Linked DNA regions of Homo sapiens: all the other regions are linked to region 3. The links are chromatin contacts, found by Hi-C or POLR2A ChIA-PET in ENCODE. All regions are on one chromosome and are shown on one strand. Each heading gives the region's core, a stretch centred on a gene start or an enhancer-like site at or near the end of the contact. The rest is flanking DNA. Distances are from core to core; before and after follow the strand shown.

Region 1 (4,544 bases), core at 1,914-4,413, 1.2 Mb after region 3:
GGTACAGGCGTGAGCCACCGTGCCTGGCCTGTACCATATTTCATCCAATCTTAGACACATCCATTGTATGACACGCCATTAATTTATATACCACTAAGAAAGAAACAATGTGGCTAATTTAAAATTATAATATCTTATCACTTGGAACTTGTAATACCTAGTGAAACAACTCTTCTATACTTAATTAGACATGGATTGTTATATCTAATTCCTGTGCAAACATTAAGAGGAAAATATAAATGAAATAAATTGGCTAAGGTATTCTTTTTTGGGGGGGGATGGAGTCTCGCTGTTGCCCAGGCTGGAGTGCAATGGCACAATCTCGGCTCACTGCAATCTCTGCCTCCCAGGTTTCAAGTGATTCTCCTGTCTCAGCCTCCCGAGTAGCTGGGACTACAGGCATGTGCCAGCACACCAGCTAATTTTTGTATTTTTTCTGAGAGACAGAGTTTCACTATGTTGGCCAGGCTGGTCTTGAACTCCTGACCTCGTGATCTGCCCGCCTTGGCCTCCCAAAGTGCTGGGATTACAGGTGTTAACCATGGTACCCGGCCAAGGTATTCTTAAACTTCTCATTCAGGCCAACGTTCCTGAATCACTTCTCAACTCAATCACTGACATCTATGTTTATCCACGTAATAGCCTTATTTGTGCCAATGAGAATATTGTTGTTGGTCAGACGCGGTGGCTCACACCTGTAATCTTAGCACTTTGGGAGGCCCAGGTGGGTGGATCACAAGGTCAGGAGTTCAAGACCAGCCTGGCCAACATGGTGAAACCCCATCTCTACTAAAAATACAAAAATTAGCTGGGTGTGGTAGTGCGCACCTGTAATTCCAGCTACTCAAGAGGCTGAGGCAGGAGAATTGCTTAATTGGAACCCAGGAGGTGGAGGTTGCAGTGAGCTGAGATCACACCACTGCACTCCAGCCTGGGCTACAGAGTAAGACTCCCTCTCAAAAAAAAAAAAAAAAAAAAAAAAAAAAAAAGAATAATGGTGAATGCAGCATTTCTTCTAAGAATCTAGAAAAATAAATAAAAATCAACCAAAGGACATACCAATGGTTCCATTAAACCAGAAGTTGAGACTGTCTCCTGGTTATCTTGGGCTCCTCATTGCCAAGTGAACCTACAGGCAAAGAAAGGGGTTAACTGTACTGGCCAGAGTAATCGACCTTGTCTATTAAGGAGAAATTGGGTTCTTATGGCCCAATGTGGGTAAGGAGGAGTATATGTGGAAAGTATGAGATCTCTGGGGGTACCTCTTACAAGCCTTGTGTTCTGTGATTTTAGAATTGCTTATGTTTCACTTTTTGCTAATTTATAAAACATACAGCAGTTTGTTGTACAGGATAAACTCACTGAAAACATTTGACCAGAAGTCTGATAAGAAAAACGGGGAGGGCCATATGCTTAAGATTAGTGGTGTGTACATAAGCATTTTTTTAAATTTTTGTTTGTTTTGAGACAGGGTCTTGCTCTGTGGCCCAGACTGGAGTGCAGTCTTGCAATCATGGCTCACAGCAGCCTCTGCCTCCCGGGCTCAGGTTATCCTCCTACCTCAGCCTCCTGAGTAGATGGGACTACAGGCACATGCCACCATGCCTGCCTAATTTTCAGTATTTTTTTTTGTAGAGACAGGTTTTTACCATGTTGCACAGACTGGTCTCAAACTCCTGGGCTCAAGAGATCCACTTGCTTAGGCCTCCCAAAATGTTGGAATTACAGGTGTGAGCCACTACGCCCAGCCATGAGTGTTTATTTTATTTATGCCTTACATATTCTTTTTTTTTTTTTTTTTTTTTTTAGAGACAGGGTCTTGCTCTATTGTCCAGGCTGGATTCAACCTTGTGGGCTCAAGTGATCCTCCTGCCTCAGCCTCTGGAGTAGCTGGGACTACGGATGCATACCACCACATTCTGCTCATGCCCTATATATTCTTTTGTATGTATGGGTGTAAAAACAGAGATAAAAACAGAGATATGGATGCCATCAACTCACTGATGTTTGAAGTTCTGAGAAAGCATAAATCAGTAAAGGAGTTAACTGAAATTTAAATCTCACAAATGAGCAAAAAATATGATTTCTGGTATATGATCTATGGGGTTCTTTGAATACTATTGCTTAAGAATAAAATACTTTGCGATTTCAATAAATTGAAAATTATGGTACAAGGCAAGGAAGGGGAGCTACTAGCTATGAGACTTTTGTAAATTATGTAACATCTCTGAACCTCTGTTTCCTCATCTGTTAAAATAGGGACAAAGTGCTACTTAGGTAAGACACTTCAGAAATGGGGCTCTGAAAAAAGTCACTTTTCTTCTCCTAACGAAAGGTTTCTAAACCTCAGCACTCCAGACATTTCAGGCCAGGTAATTCTTTGTTGTGCGGCGCTGTCCTGCGCACTGTAAGGCGTGAAGCAGTATTCCCGGCCTCTACTCACCTGTGCCCTCCACCATCTGTAGATTCCAATGACATCTCACCCCAGATGAGAGGCTGAAAATGATTCATACATTGCCAAATGTCTCCTGGGAGGCAAAACTGTTGCAGTGGAGAACCGCTGTCCTAACCCCATGTTCATCCAATAAAGGGTTTGAGGGACTGAGAAATGAAACAATAGTCCCGAAGGAGTAGAATGCAGTGGCCCCAACTCCTAGTTTCATGAAGGCAGGAACTGTGACTCAGAGGCCTGGGGATGCGGAGCTCTGAACTGCCAGCTGGTAGGAAAAGTCCTAATTAATGGATTGAATCATGAAGGGAGGGCAACAAGGAACAAATGGAGAGGGCCAGTGGCCGAGCCTTCGGTCTCAGGATCAAAGAGGCCCACACTGGTCACCACTTACGCTGCTGGGCTGACTGCTAGGTAGACGTATCTGCAGATAAACCGAGACAATGACGCGGTGGGAAAGGCCTTGGGGAGCGAGGAGGAGGAGCCGGGAGAGGCCAGCTTTGGTCCGGCGGCCACCGCCCCAGGCGCCGCGACTCGAGCCTCAGGCCCCGCCCCTCGCCCTCCTGGTCCCGCCCCCGCTCTCCGAGCCCCGCCCCTCGCCCTCCTGGTCCCGCCCCCGCTCTCCGGGCCCCGCCCCTCGCTCTCCGGGCCTGGGCGGGTGGCGCCTTGGCCTCCGCCTCCGCTCGCCTGCGCGCGGCCCTGCGTGAGGGGGCAGAGGCGAGGTGGAGGCGTTGGCGCTGCCACGTCTGGGCCGCGGTTCCCAACTGTGGCGCGGGCGGTGGAGGAGGAGGTGGGGCTGGCGCTGAAGCCGGATCCGGATCCGGTGCTGTGCACACTGGTGGGGGAGAGTCCGACGCGCCTGGCTAGGAGCGCCGACCGCAGGGCCTCTACGGGTGAGGAGGGACCGGGGCCGGGGCGCGAGAGCAGGACCGTGTGTCCTGGGGGCTGGGGCGGGCCTGCCCTCAGGTTTATCTAACAGGTGTGTCTGGTGCCCCGGCCAGGCCCCCGGGGGTGTTGTGTGGAGGAGCTGGGCGTTAATCCTCGCCAGCTGGGTGCACATGGTGTGGAGCGCGGTTCCCAGGAAGTTGAACGCACGCGCGCCTGGAGCAGAGGTTAAGGATGATGGCCAGCGGTCCGGCCATACGCTGGTCTTGGCCTGGCAGGGCTGGAACTGGGACTGGGGTCGGAACTTCGCTCCCCAGACTTTGGCGTGGGAAATGAGACAGTTGGTCGCGCTCTCTGCAGCCATCGGTTTTGAATGGGCACGAACGTCCCAGGCCCCTTCTCTTCTCCCATTCCCGGGCGCATCCCACGGTGGTCGGAGCCATTGAGGCAGCTGCTCCGAAGACCACCTCCGCACCGAGTAGGTCGGCGCTTTCCCCAGGGTACAGAGGGACATTCTTTGTCTCTTTTTCCTAGGCTCCTACCCCTAGAAATACCGAGTACTGTACTGTGATTTCTGTTGCGGGAGCTGATGTTTATGTAAGCCAAACTAATTTAAAATTTTCATACAAAATTGAACGGGCGATTATAGGATTCGTTTTGTTAGGATAATCCCTCATGAACGAATCCTAGAATGGATCTTAAGAAATTAATTTAGGCAGGATTTGCTAAATAGGGGAGAGAGCGCTAGCTGTATGGTATGATGATGTAAAGATTGGGGTCTGTTGAGGATGGTAATCGAGCTCAAGATGCGAAAACGAGGATTCTAGCCCCAAGTCACTTACTTGCTGTGTTACCTAAGGGGCAAGTCTTGGGAGTTCCAGGTGCTCCAGCTTCCTCATCGGTAGACTGGGAATAACGCCTAGATTGTAAAGGTCAAACTATCAGAAAATACTTTTGAACATTCATGCAGTTACACAATTTAATAAATATGGCCAGGTGTGTTAAAAATCTTTAACGGAATAGATTCAGAATGGATTCTTGTTATCGAAATTGTTATAAAATGAATATAAAGGAATCCGAAGTCCGCCCCTCCCCCATTCACCTGTACTTAGAAGGTTCCCCAGGAGCTCTTGAGAAATACATAGGCTGGTTTAGATTTGGCCTTAGATTGTATTTTTTAAAATTTGTAGATCGACTTTTAAAATCTTCA
Region 2 (4,366 bases), core at 907-3,406, 1.0 Mb after region 3:
GACCCACTGTTTCTTTGACATTTGTGTTGGTTTGACACCAGCATGTTTTCCATTTTCTCTGTACCAAGCTATTGTGAATTTGTGGACAATGAAAATAATTTGAAATCTCTGCTCTTAAAGAACTCAAGTTTTCTTTAGAACTATTTAAAAAACACCAAAGGAAACCTCTGAAAATCCTGTCCATCGTTCAGTCAGTAGCTGCTGTATCCAGTGTCTATCATCGTGAATGTCATGGCATGTACAGAGAAACTGAAATGCTGGATGCAATTCTAGGTGGTGGTGTAAAGTTTTTGAGTTGGCAGAAAATAAAGAATAAAAGAAAGAAAAAACTTCCGTGATCTCAAGACCCAGAGAGCTTCTTAACATTTTGCTGTATTTCCTTACAGTCTTTTTCTCTGAACATTTAACGTAAATAAGCTCTTAATTTTATAGCTGCATATCCAGTTCTGCAGTTTTGTGCCCTAACAAGCAATTCCTTAATTTATTAAAAACATTTTCCTGTATATTTTCAACCCCATAATTTACATAAACTCCCTCATCTCCGGACATTCATATTGCTTTCAAGTGAACTATTTGGAACGTCCACGAGTAGAAATATTGGAGAGTAGACAGATAAGAGACTGAAGGCATCAATTTCTCCATGATAACTAGCTAAAAACACTGTAGTGGTTTTCCCTATTTTTTTTTCTGCCAAGCCTTTGGCATCTGACTAAATTTTGCTGCTTTCACTCCTTTCTGAGTTCCACCCCTTTCTTGAGGCCTCTCATCTTGTTTCCCAGTAATGTTAATGAACAAAAGGTTATCTGCCTAGCGAGTTCCTTTTCCAAGCGTTTGAGACAATTCGACAAGATTATGAGACTGCGAACTGGAGTCTTTTATCTTTAAAAGGTATTTTAATCTGAGCCTTCTTGACGTTTATTTTCTGAGCCCATGAATTTGCTAGCGAGGCAGTTTCTCTGGTTTGCTGTTTCTGAAAGGAGTTCCCTCAACAGAGTACAACAGTTAATGGGGGAAGTGGAAACAAAAGCGGGAAGCAGGAGGACCGTTCCCCATCACTAGCCAGTCTTCAACAGGTGAAGTTGTTTAGCTCTTCCTGGTACCTGCAGGCACCGTTCCAGAAGTATTAAAATCCAAGGTGTGGCTGAGGGTGGGATGGAACATGTATCTCCATCTAACAGCTTTAATAGACTGTTAGTTCTAACTTGCATATAAAAACACACAAATAAGTACAAAGAGCTGGAGAAGCTGGGGAAACAGTTTCTGAGTAAAACCTGTGGCACTAGGTTGTGTCTTTCCTTTCCCCTCAGGCAAGAGCATCATCTGTTTGACTGGCATCTGGCTGGAGCGTCCGAAGGGGTTAAGAACGCTTGCAAACTCCTGGGAGTCCAGTAGGAGTTGCTGATGGTGCCGGACATTGCTTGCAAAGCAATTTTTGTGGTTCACCTCCCTCGGGGTTTTCTTATTCTTTTGTAGGACATTCAAGGAGTTGGTTTGGGCATTTACTTTTTAAAGTTTCTCCGTCCCAGACTCCTCTCTCCAGCTCCCGGGGTGCGGCACCTCTCACCTCCCTGAGGCTTTTTGTCTCGCTGCAGGCGTGGGGAGGGGGCGAGAGGACTTTGTTCTCCGAAAACGACCTTGCCCTGGGAATTTCCTGGGGCCGTTTCTCACGGACAAGCCCCCTCTCCCTGCTGCCAGCGCGGACACACGCCGCGGGGGCCCCAGTCCAGCCTGAGCTCTAGACGCCCCGCCGGCCACCAGCGCCCCGGGAAAGGCCGCCCGCGCTCCCCCGCTCCCCCTCCTCAGGGCCCGCCGCCTAGAGCCCGGATGTTGGATTCAATTCCTGAGCCGGGTCCTTCATTTCCATAAAAGGGCAGCGCTCCGCGGGGCCGAGATTGCCGCCCCGCCGCGCCCCCCGCCACCCCCGCGCCGCCCCGCCCCACGCCGCCCCGCCCCGCCCGGGACCCGCAGCCCCCTCCCCCGAGCGCGGCGCCGGGAGGGCGGGGGCAGAGGCGAGGCCGGCCGGACCCGCTCAGGGCAGCTCTGCGGGCGGCGAAGGAGGGAGCCAGCGCGCCCAGCCCAGCCAGGCTCGGACAGAGGGGGCGGGGAGAGGGTGGAGCGCGGGGAGCCAGGCGAGGGGCCGCGACGACGGGACTCCATTAGCCGCTCCGGCCACAGGCAGCGCTTCGCCAGCCGAGGAACCGGACGCGGACACCGCCGCCCCGCGAGCCTCCAGCCCCTCGCCTGTTGCCGCGCGAGTCCCGGGCCCGGAGCGCTAGGAGCGCGCGGTGAGGGAGCGGGACCCCGCCGGGACCCGAGGGGGCGCGGCGGGGAGGGGAACGGGGAGTCAGCCCGCGCTGTGTCTCGGGGCCGGCCGGCAGGTGAAGCCCTCCGCGGTCCGCTAGGCGGGGACGGTGTGGGGCGGGCGGCGCCGGGACCGAGGAACGCTGCGGGGCGAGCGGGGCGTAGGGTCCTCCCGCAGCCCCGGCCGCCGCCGCCCTCCCGAGTTTCTGCCGAAAGCCCCGGGTCCTCCACCACCTCCCAGCCCGTGGCCGGCGCTGCGAATTCGGTGGGATTCGCCTTTCTTTGGGGGAGTGACGCTTACGAGAGCCATTTCCTCCGCGCTCGCAGGAAGGAGCCATGGCTCTGGACGGGATAAGGATGCCAGATGGCTGCTACGCGGACGGGACGTGGGAACTGAGTGTCCATGTGACGGACCTGAACCGCGATGTCACCCTGAGAGTGACCGGCGAGGTGCACATTGGAGGCGTGATGCTTAAGCTGGTGGAGAAACTCGGTGAGTAGCATCCCAGCCGCGTCCAACTAATGACTTCCCAGAATTGGTAGGGGGAGGAAAGAGGCTCACGACGGGGGAGGGGCCCATTTGAGAAATCTTGGCATCTCGCAAATGCTTTTTGGAGATGTAAAATCTTTCAGTATTTAAGCAGATAGACCTGTTCCCCTTTGCGTCTTATTTTGTTTTGCTATTCTCTGAATTTTCATATGTAATGATTCGAGCCTCCCAATTATAACCTTAATTGCGTAGTTACGCGGGACGGGGGATGTGTGCCGGGGAACTCGTTAATTCTTAACATTTACTGACAGAACGATAAAAGAATGAGGAAAGTGTGTTGGGAGGGTGATATTACAGTGTCCGTGGTTATCTATGTCTTCAGCATACCTGAATGTTAGTGACGTTTGGTATAGAGAATGATGCAAAATCCATTTAAGAAAAATCTGTGCTGGAAAATGTGCAACTACTGGCGCCAGTGTGAAGTTTCTGTGGCTGTTCTACGTGGTGGAGTGCATTAAAATGTTCCAGTCATCCACTCTTACTAGGGGTGGGGCAGTGCTTGACAAACTTGGTATCCATAGTCCATGCTCGATGTAAGCCGTTTCGAGCGTTCGGTTTTATATTAATAACAAGCCAAGGAAAGAACTTTGTGTTAAAAAGCAGACTTTGTTAAACTAATTTGAGGTTGACGGTGTTTGCTTGAGTACAAATATGTATTGGATTGATATCCGATTTAAAATAATAAGGTATCTTACAGTATGAAGTGTGTGAAGAGTGTGCAGTACACATTTTTGTGATGAATGAAACCATTTTCATCTGGAAGAGTCAGCTAAATAGATGATTTGATCATAAGAGAAATGCTCAGAGAACTATCTTCCTGAGCTTTAAAGAGCCTTTTGTACATAATACAGTTGTGATAAGATGATTATCTGTGTGGCATTGTCTTTTTAGGCTGGAATTGTTTTTTGTTTTGGTGAAGGGGGGTTGGGGACTTTCTGGGGGTTTTTTTCGTCTTTTTTTTTTTCTTTTTTTTTTTAAACACAGCATTCGTTTTCAAGCTACACTGGGAAAGTAGAGAAGTGCTTATTTGTCAGGAAATCTATTTCTTACCAAAGGATTATTGTATGTAAAGGTACTGAAATAGCACTCTGATGCATTTTGCAAAATAAGGCAGGATTCATTTGGGTGGACCTGCTTTGTACCCCTGCAGGAAGTTTTATTATTGAAGGACCAAAGTGAAGCTCCTTACAAGGTAGCCTCTTCCTTAAGACTGCATTGTTTGGCTCCCTGAGATACAGCTCAGGAAAGAAAATCCTCCTAGGTAGCCCAGTGAAAATTAGATTTTGCTGTATTGATTAACCATTTAACTGGCAGTTAACAGTATTTTTATCTGATTTGAATAAATCAGTCACTGTTTGCAAAATATGTATGAACCTTTTTTGTCCAGCTCTGGTATGAGATTATTTAAGAAGGAAAATAGCAAATATTTGGATATTTTGTTTTCAAAGAAAACAAGCATTTTTGTTAGAGCTTTTCTAATTTATGGTAAATGGACCATATTAATACATTGGTCTC
Region 3 (4,125 bases), core at 1,589-4,088:
TGGGTCCAGATCTGGGGCAGGACCAGGAAGTCTGCATTTCATCTGCACCCCCACCCTACTCTGAGGCTTATAGTCCTGAGAACATGCTTTGAAAAAGGCTGTCCCAAGGGCTCGCAGACAGGCTATTGACCAGCTACTCTTTCTTGATGTTCTCCAGGAAAAACCCAACAAAGGAATGCCTTTCATTGAGTAGTAGCAGCATAGGAGCAATAGTTGCTCCTGAATTATGGTGGGTTTCCCCTCTTCATCAATGTGCTTTAAGGGTACAGTTTCATTTGGTCTATCTACCATGTTCTATAAAAACATGAAAATTCACAGGTAAGTTTGAGATACAGAAAATAACTAAACTGATTCTTCTCACGAACTCTGATCACTAGGCTGTGGTTGATTTAGCTCTCTAACCAACAAGTAATTTGTTCTTTGGCATGAGTAAGGGGGGAAAAGGAGGAGTGGGTAAAAGCAGCTGATAACAGATGGCTTGCGCCCATCTAAAATGTGGGGAGAGAAATAAAGCTGTCCCAAGAGAACTAAAGCTGAGTTCTCTCGTCATATATCTGAAGATTCATATCAGGGGTCTAAACATGGTATGTCGGGTAGCTTAATTGGAAACTCCTGGACTGTGAGTGTCACAGACTCATGGATGGGCCAATCAGTGGCCACTTTAGTGTCTGGGCTGCAGCAAAATGAGACAATAGCTGTCATTCAAAAACCTTTGGAATTAAAAAAACCCCGAAATGACATTGGTGCTTTAAAGTAAAATAAAGTCCTGCCTTTAAGTCCAGCATATCACTGTTGTTTCTGAGTTTAAATATTAAGAACCACATTTCGTTAATGATTAAAACAACAGTGATTGATTTAGGGGCTCAGTGAGCATTTAATCTGTCCTGACTTCAGGTACCATGCTAAAGGAGCACAATGCCTGATGCTGCAGGAGAAACATTAGGTAACTATTTAATGGAGTTTTAATTTTCTGTTATTATTTTTAATAATTAATTGTGATTTTGACTATTTGGAAGCTACAGGTATATTTTGTCCTCCTTTTGGGGTGGTGTTATTGCCCTGCCCTGTTTTAATCAGTGGTTCTTAGAGAAAGTGAACTCAGGAGTGACTTAAAATGAAGGAAGACGGACTTTGGCTAAAATTACAATTAAATAATCAAATCATTTTCAAATATAAAGGGAGCATGCAGATGATCTGGCCCAATCCTTTCATTCTGCAGATGAGAAAACTGAGACTCATAGGAATGAAAAGACTTGCCCAAAGCCATACAGCTTGTTTCTGTTGTTTGGTGCATTAGGCCAAAAGACCTAGGCCTAATAGATGGAAAAGATGGCAGGATGTCTTGGCCTTGCTCTGACAGTTGCTTCTCTGATCTCAGATATTTCCCACCCTTTGTAATCTGTGTTCCACACAGGAAGTAGTTCTTGTTTTTTAAATATCGAAGGTGTATAAACGTAAAGTTTTTATAGATGAGCCACCCAGGGCCAATATCTGTTTAAGTAAAGACCTAAATGCTTTGCAGAGACAGTAAAGTGTCATGTCTGTCCCAGGGAAAGAAATCCAGGACAGGAAATGCTCAGTCTTCCAGCACTCCTCTGGCTACCTGGAGCTCAGGCTATGAGCCTCAACCCCTCCCTGAAGCATTAGCTCTGGAGCAGAGGCTGTGATTTACTTCAGAGATCTGGGCAAGTCCCTTTAACCTGGTAGTCCTGCCTTTCCTTGTTTGTAAAACAGAGAGATGAGGCTGATAGCTCCCTCACAGCTCCATCAGAGGCAGTGTGTGAAATTAGTTCCTGTTTGGGAAGGTTTAAAAGCCACCACATTCCACCTCCCTGCTAATATGATTACTAAAATGTTTTTATATGAAAGGGCCAATTCCTCATCTCCCCTCTTCCTTTAAAAACAGACCAAGGGGCATCTTTTCTTGTCTCCCTGTGGCCTAAAAGGTTACTGCTTCTGTGGTTATCTCCTTGGAAAGACAGAGTGTCAGGACTCTTAGGTACACCAAAAATGAACAAAAAAATCAACAACAACCATAACACCAACAAAAATAACTGCTGTGTCGGTTCTTAAGACGGCTTCTGAGCTAGAAACAGATTTTTCTAACTGTAAAAAACGTGGCCCCAGCCTGTCTGCAGGCCACCTCTGTCTTTAGGCCTTGGGGGGAGGAGGGAAGTGAGCTCATTTACTGGGGTCTACCTCAGGGTCATCACCAAGGTGTTCTACAAAACGCACTTTAAGAATGTTTTGGAAGGAAATTCACCTTTTAACAGCCCAAGAGGTATCTCTCTCTGGCACACAGTTCTGCACACAGCCTGTTTCTCAACGTTTGGAAATCTTTTAACAGTTTATGGAAGGCCACCTTTTAAACCGATCCAACAGCTCCTTTCTCCATAACCTGATTTTAGAGGTGTTTCATTATCTCTAATTACTCAGGGTAAATGGTGATTACTCAGTGTTTTAATCATCAGTTTGGGCAGCAGTTACACTAAACTCAGGGAAGCCCAGACTCCCATGGGTATTTTTGGAAGGTACGGCGACTAGTCGGTGCATGCTTTCTAGTACCTCCGCACGTGGTCCCCAGGTGAGCCCCAGCCGCTTCCCAGAGCTGGAGGCAGCGGCGTCCCAGCTCCGACGGCAGCTGCGGACTCGGGCGCTGCCTGGGCTTCCGGGACCCGGGCCTGCTAGGCGAGGTCGGGCGGCTGGAGGGGAGGATGTGGGCGGGGCTCCCATCCCCAGAAAGGGAGGCGAGCGAGGGAGGAGGGAAGGAGGGAGGGGCCGCCGGGGAAGAGGAGGAGGAAGGAAAGAAAGAAAGCGAGGGAGGGAAAGAGGAGGAAGGAAGATGCGAGAAGGCAGAGGAGGAGGGAGGGAGGGAAGGAGCGCGGAGCCCGGCCCGGAAGCTAGGTGAGTGTGGCATCCGAGCTGAGGGACGCGAGCCTGAGACGCCGCTGCTGCTCCGGCTGAGTATCTAGCTTGTCTCCCCGATGGGATTCCCGTCCAAGCTATCTCGAGCCTGCAGCGCCACAGTCCCCGGCCCTCGCCCAGGTTCACTGCAACCGTTCAGAGGTCCCCAGGAGCTGCTGCTGGCGAGCCCGCTACTGCAGGGACCTATGGTGAGCAAGGCTACCTGGTGAGGGGAGACAGGCAGAGGGGGTCTAGGAGCCTCCTTGGGGGGAAGAAGCTGGTCACAGGCTGTGACCGAGGCAAAAGGTGGCCTAATTATTTTCCAATAGTGGTGCTGGAGGTGGGGATGCTGGCGCTGAAAGACCTTTAAATATCGGCTACTGCCCCTGCCCAGGCCTTCTCTGTCCAGCAGTCCCTGGGAGATTCTCACCTTTGGGAAGTGCGGGGCAGGAGAGCAGAAACAAGAGAAGCCCTTGGTAGGGGGGTCGTTGGGAAAAACTGTGGGGTCTTGGGCTGAACGCGTTGCCCACGGGCTGGAGGTTGCGATCCCCGGACGGAAAGCGCGGGAGGAGGAAGGAGAGAACCGGCTCTGAGGTCCAGAGAGAGTGAGGGGGCAGAGCGACGGCGAGATGGGGAGAGAACACCTAGCTGGAGCAGGTTCTGCGGTAGAGAGCGCAGTCCTGCTGGCCTCTGGAGAGTGCGCGCCGCTCCGGAGGCTGCGTCGAGGGGAGTGTCACCCAATCTGGCCCCCAGCTGGCGGGGCGCCCTGAGAGCTTGCGAACTGCAGTTGCAGGACGCGCCTTCTCCACGAGCTATTTTCGTCGACTTGCGGAACCCAAGGAACCTCGCCTCTATCATTTCACGGTGTAGGGTCCCTAGAGACGACAGCCAAGATCCCAGGGGCTCCCAGGACGCTTGTTCCTGCGGTGTCGTGTCCTATGGGGAGTTCCTGGCGGGACGAAAGGCGGACGCGCGGCTCTTCCTGGCCCTCCAGGCCCGGAACCGACGGGAAAGGTTCCCGTGATTCCCGAGTCCCTGCAGGCTTCTTCCAGCGGGAGTTGGTCCGGGGGCCTTAGAGGCCTCCAAGCACTGCTTTGGAGGATGGTTTCCAAGGATCGCGGTTTGTGAGTTGAAGGCTTTGTGAGAGGTTAAACCCCCAAAAGATACATACTTGGTAAACTGAGGCTACCTGTAAACACATTTCGGCATTAGGAGAAGATT

Evidence for each region. A loop is a pair of places that touch in the nucleus more often than their neighbours do. ChIA-PET counts read pairs that join two places held with the same protein, here RNA polymerase II (POLR2A). Pooled maps may share reads with other maps.
Region 1: a loop to region 3 is called in a map of ascending aorta, with 4 times the contacts of the local background. The contact joins the promoter of GNPNAT1 here to the promoter of BMP4 in region 3. A Hi-C loop is called at or near these places in 1 of 168 maps with a recorded cell type or tissue (ascending aorta) and 5 of 50 pooled maps. POLR2A ChIA-PET finds 5 or more read pairs at or near these places in 1 of 52 experiments (PC-9).
Region 2: a map of ascending aorta shows a loop between it and region 3 (4-fold over the local background). The contact joins the promoter of FERMT2 here to the promoter of BMP4 in region 3. A Hi-C loop is called at or near these places in 1 of 168 maps with a recorded cell type or tissue (ascending aorta), 1 of 37 single-sample maps with no recorded cell type and 7 of 50 pooled maps. POLR2A ChIA-PET finds 5 or more read pairs at or near these places in 1 of 52 experiments (BJ).

What each region holds. Positions count from the first base shown.
Region 1 is chr14:52,790,226-52,794,769 of GRCh38, reverse strand. It overlaps GNPNAT1 (glucosamine-phosphate N-acetyltransferase 1), which reads left to right and starts at 3,163. Exons shown (of 6, transcript NM_198066.4): 1 at 3,163-3,342. LOC105370500 (a long non-coding RNA gene) reads right to left here and starts at 2,982. Exons shown (of 3, transcript XR_943867.3): 1 at 2,444-2,982. RefSeq lists enhancers at 2,541-3,055, 3,056-3,569, 3,677-3,766, 3,847-3,936 and silencers at 2,967-3,186, 3,287-3,366.
Region 2 is chr14:52,948,840-52,953,205 of GRCh38, reverse strand. FERMT2 (FERM domain containing kindlin 2) reads left to right here and starts at 2,156. Exons shown (of 15, transcript NM_006832.3): 1 at 2,156-2,285; 2 at 2,629-2,794. The coding sequence starts at 2,638. RefSeq lists an enhancer at 879-1,457 and a silencer at 2,178-2,387.
Region 3 is chr14:53,955,538-53,959,662 of GRCh38, reverse strand. BMP4 (bone morphogenetic protein 4) reads left to right here and starts at 2,838. Exons shown (of 4, transcript NM_001202.6): 1 at 2,838-3,113. It overlaps LOC124903317, which reads right to left. Exons shown (of 2, transcript XM_047432035.1): 1 at 3,335-4,125. The coding sequence starts at 3,762. RefSeq lists silencers at 2,876-2,955, 3,605-3,714 and promoters at 1,670-3,012, 894-3,012, 3,940-4,125.